Linked DNA regions of Homo sapiens: region 2 is linked to region 1. A link is an interaction called in ENCODE POLR2A ChIA-PET data of the cell type or tissue named here. Cell type or tissue: MCF 10A. All regions are shown on one strand.

What was found. ChIA-PET counts read pairs that join two places held together with the same protein. Peaks named below come from ENCODE experiments on the same cell type or tissue, not always from the same donor. Only the 100,000 strongest peaks of a DNase experiment are listed, where the experiment ranks them.
Region 2: POLR2A ChIA-PET joins it to region 1 with 8 read pairs; 5 of 35 experiments call an interaction of 5 or more read pairs at or near these places.

The regions. Positions count from the first base shown.
Region 1 is chr3:187,061,577-187,064,076 of GRCh38, forward strand. The region is part of intron 5 of ST6GAL1 (ST6 beta-galactoside alpha-2,6-sialyltransferase 1); the gene reads left to right. Among named protein-coding and RNA genes, the nearest start is that of RPL39L, 77 kb to the right of the region's middle. In MCF 10A, no CTCF peak of the experiment used is centred here; DNase peaks (open chromatin) are centred at 1,115, 1,405 and 2,155.
Region 2 is chr3:187,112,187-187,114,686 of GRCh38, forward strand. No RefSeq gene overlaps it. Among named protein-coding and RNA genes, the nearest start is that of RPL39L, 26 kb to the right of the region's middle. In MCF 10A, a CTCF peak has its summit at 1,202 (motif pointing right); a DNase peak (open chromatin) is centred at 1,205.

The sequences.
Region 1 (2,500 bases):
TAAATGATTTTTGATGAGTGTGTCAGGATCGTTCAATGAGGAAAAGACAGTCTTTTTAAGAAATGATACTGGGAAAACTGGCTATCCACATGCAAAAGAATAAAGTTGGACCCTTACCTAACACCAAAAATAAAAATTAACTCAAAATGGATCTATGACCTAAATGTAGACCAAAAACTATAAAACTCTTAGAAGACAACATAGGGCAAAAACTTTATGACATCAGATTTGGCAATGATTTCGTCATTATTACACCAAAGGCATACATACGTAACAAAGGAAAAAATATACAAGTTGGACTTTATGAAAATTAAAAATAATTGTATATCAAAAGATACTCTCAACAGAGTAAAAAGACACCACACATAATAGGAGAAAATATTTGCAAGTCATCTATCTGATAAGGGATTAATGTACAGAATATATAGAACACTCTTCAAACAACAATAAAAAAAATCAAATTACCCAATTTAAAAATAGGCAAAGGACTTGAATGGACGTTTCTCCAAGATATACAAATGGTTAGTAAGCACATGAAAAGAGACTCAACTCTTTTTTGCTAGGGAAATGCAACCCAAGAATACAACACAGCACCACCTCACCCCCATTAGGGTGGCTTCTATGATCAGAAATCGGAATCCGTGGGCACTGTTGATGGGAATGGAAAATGGTCAGCCACTGTGGAAAACAGTACGGCAGTGCCTCAAAAACTTAAAAATGGAATTACCGTGTAATCTAATAATCTTATTTATTGGCGTATATGTACAGAAATTGAAAGAAGGGTCTTGAAGAGATATTCATACCCCCATATTCAGACTACTCTTATTCACAATAGCTGGACTGCAGAAGGAACCCAAGTGTCTGTTGATGTTGAATGGATACACAAAAGCTGGTTTATACATACAATAAAATATTATTCTAAAAAAGGAAGAAAATACCGAGATTGGCTACAACATGGATGAACCCTGAAGACATTATGCCAAGTGAAATAAGCCAGTCACACACACACACACACACACACACACACACAAAATACTATATGAATGTGGTTGCCAGGGAATGTGAGGTGGGAGGGGGAATGGGGAGTTACTGTTTAATGAGTATAGAGTTTCAATTTTGCAAGACTGAAAAAGTTTTGGAGATGGTTTGTGGTGATAGTTGCACAACAATACAAATGTACTTAATATCACTGAACTGTACACTTAAAAATGGTTAAGATAGTCAATGTTATGTTATATGTATTTTAATACAATTTTTAAATTGGAAAAAATGTCAGTAGGGGAGACAGTCACAGAAGTACAAACACTGTATGATTCCACTTTATATGGAACACCTGGAGTAGAAACAAAGTAGAATGATGTTTGCCAAGGGCTAGGAGGAGAAAGGAATGTGGAATTGTTGTTTAATGAATACTGTGATTCATTTTGGGAAGCTGAAAAAGTTCTGGAGATGGTGGTGATAGTTACACAACAATAGGAATGTACTAAGCTGAATACTTAAAGTTGCTAAAATGGTCAATTTTATGTTATGTATATTTTAAAAGCTTTCTTTTAAATCAACAGGGAGAAACCAGTTGATAGAGGGAGAAAGTGAATATACTAAAAAGAGGAGAAAATGATTAGTTACCCACAACATGATGGTGGTGGAGCCAAAGCGTAGTGGAGGATGAACCCCAGCAGGCGGGAGTCAGAGGGAAGAAGGTGCGAGTGGTGTAGCTGGAGGCAGTCAGTATTAGAAGGATGAGAGGGCTTCTATTTTCTCTGCAAAGTGGCATGCAAGGCCAAGTCAGAAGGAGGCTGAGGGGGAAAGAGGTTTTAGTAGAGAAGGTTTGAACAAAGAGATTTATAATTGTCATTGAGGTGAGTGGGACCGTCAGTAAACCTGATGAATGGAGTAGGATTTCCAGGCCATGCTGGGCTACTTTGAGGTTGAAGAGAATGAATTTAGAGAGAAACCAATCTCTGTTTGATACATGGATGGTAGGATCTGGAGGTGAGCAGGCAGCAGCAAAGAGGAGAGGGGAGAGGGGAGGAGCCCTCCCTGAGCACTCTCTTGGACTGCGGAGGCTACCTACTCTCTGAGCACTTCTTCGTGATGATTCAGTCTTCCTCACTGTGAAGAACGAAACCCCAGTCCTGCAAAGATTTGAAACTGTATTTAAGGCCAAAGTAAGGTTGCCTGGGAATTAAGAGTACTGGAGTCAGGCAGGCTTTGATCAGATCCCTCCCCCAACACTTCCTGTGTGAGTGACTTCAGCAAGTTGCTTTACTTTACCTTTCTGAGCCTCATTTCCCTTACTTGTAACACAGAAATATGAATAGTTACTATCCAGGGTTTTTTTTTAGGATCAAAGGAGTTACTATGTGTGGAGCATGTCACCCAGAGGCTGGTATGCAGCAAGTGCTTTGTAAATAGTAGCGATGGGCACTACTGAAACCTGAATGTCTGCCTCTGCCTGTTTGCGAATGACTCCACCTTCCCAAATCCCAACAGGGAAGGT
Region 2 (2,500 bases), 51 kb after region 1:
AGACAGGGTTTCTCCATGTTGGTCAGGCTGGTTTCGAACTCCTGACCTCAGATGATCCACCTGCCTCAGCCTCCCAAAGTGCTAGGATTACAGGTGTGAGCTATTGCACCTGGCCTCTTTCCTTTTCTTTAACCACCCCCCTACCCTGGAGTTAATGATTACATTTTTTTGTTTGCTTAGTATTCTTTTGTAATATCACCAGTTTATCCCCAAATTCTGACACAGCTGTCAAACTTTTGTTGGTACAATTATTTATAAATATTAAATATTCTATAAGCTTCTTTTTAATCCTTCCTTCCTTTCTCTTTCTCTTTTCTCTTCTCTTTTCTTCTTCCTTCCTTCCTTCCTTCCTTCCTTCCTTCCTTCCTCTCTCTCTCTCTCTTTCTTTCGAGACAGAATCTCACTCTGTCGCACAGGCTGGAGTGCAGTGGCATGGTCTTGGCTCACTGTAACCTCTGCCTCCCTACCTCAAGCAATTCTCCCACCTCCGCCTCCTAAGTCGCTGGGACTACAGGTGTGTGCCACCACACCTGGCTAATTTTTGTATTTTCAGTAGAGACAGGGTTTTGTCACATTGGCCGGGCTGGTCTTGAACTCCTGACCTCAAGCGATCCGCCCGCTTTGGCCTCCCAAAGTGCTGGGATTACAGGCATGAGCCACCACGCCTGGCCTATAAGCTTCATTTTGGAGGGGAGTCTCTGGGGGCGCTGTCTCTCCTGAACTGGTGATCTCTAACCCTACATTAAACAAGTGTTCTCCTAGAACTTCATTTCATCATCATCTTAGGAATTTCCTTTGCTCCTCTGTGAATCTTGTTCCTTTTTCCCTCACACTGCTTCTTTCTTAGTTTACATCTCCTTGCTTTTGTGGGACATACCAGAACGTGGTTTTTAGAGAGAGAGGGCACATGGGAGGAGGCAGCAGGGTGAAGGTGGGAATGGATGGCTCAGAGGAAACATGCCATATAAGGAAATGTGAAGTTATCACCTGACAGTAATGCAAGGACACCGTGTTGTGTGCTCTTGGAGGTTCTTCCTTCAGAGACAATAAATTTCAACTATACTGGATTTGAAAGGTAAAGCCTTTAAGATAGAGCTTTATATTTTTTGGTGTGCATAACAGGCTTGGATATCTCCTGGAAGACACACTATTCCTCCCCCAAGTACCAAAACACAATCATTAAAGAAGCTGTACTTCACCACATTGACAGAAGAGGGCACCATTAAATGAAGAATCTTGTAAATTAGCCCACATCCACAAAAAGAATTACAAAAAATGGAATAAATCTATGCAAAGCTTCTTAAAGAAAGAGACTCAACACACCTCAAGTGATAAAAATTTTCCACCACTCCAAGGGAGGTAAATACAAAAATGACCATGAAGCAGAGGAAAACTGCAATGCTACACTCCAGACTCAAATAACCTCAAACAAGTATAGACATGTGAAAAGCTATACATATATATACATATATGTGTATATATGTATATATATGTATATATGTGTGTATATATGTATATATTTGAACCTCCCAGGTTCAAACATAAATTTTAGAACTATATTTATTTTTTGAACCTCCCAGGTTCAAGAGATTCTCCTGCCTTAGCCTCCCAAGTAGCTGGGATTACAGGTGGGCGCCATCACACCCAGGGAATTTTTGTATTTTTAGTAGAGACGGGGTTTCACCATGTTGTCCAGACTGGTCTCAAACTCCTAACCTCAAGTGATCCACCTGTCTTGGCCTCCCAGAGTGCTGGGATTACAGGCATGAGCCACTGCGCCTGGCCTGAAAAACTATCTTTAATCAGAAATTAAAATATAAATGGATTTAGAAAAAAATGGGAAGTAATGAACAGTGTGTTGATTGAACTCAGAAAGAAAATAAAAGAAAAAGAAAAATAATCTTAGGATTGAAACATAAATTTTAAGAGGGTACTTATATTGGTTTCCTAGGGCTATCTTAACAGATTACTATAAACTGAGAGCTTGAAACAATAGGAATTTATTTTCCCACAGTTCTGGAGGCCAGAGGTCTCAAATCAAGGGGCTGGCAGGGCTTGTTTCTTCCCGAGGCTCTGAGGGAAGGGTCTGCTCTATCTCTCCTTCATAGCTTCTGGGGGCTGCCAGCAATCCTTGTTGTTCTTTGGTTTATAGATGCGTCACTCTAATCTCCACCTTCCTTCCCACATTACCATCGTTTCTATGTGTCTTCTCTCCTTCTATTCTAAGGATACTTGGAATTGGAATTAGGGCTCAACCAGAAAACCTAGGATGATTTTATCTTGAGATACTTAATTACACCTGCAAAGACCCTTTTTCCAAATAAGATCATATTCCCAGGTTCTGAGTAGACATTTTTGGGGTGTGGGGGTGGGCGTGGTCATCATCACCTCGCTATAGCACCCAAAGGAGAATGTACTCAGATGGAAATTTAATATGGGCACTGAACAAAGGCAAACAAGCAAGAAAATGAAATGAAATAAAGAAGTGAAATGGGTCAGG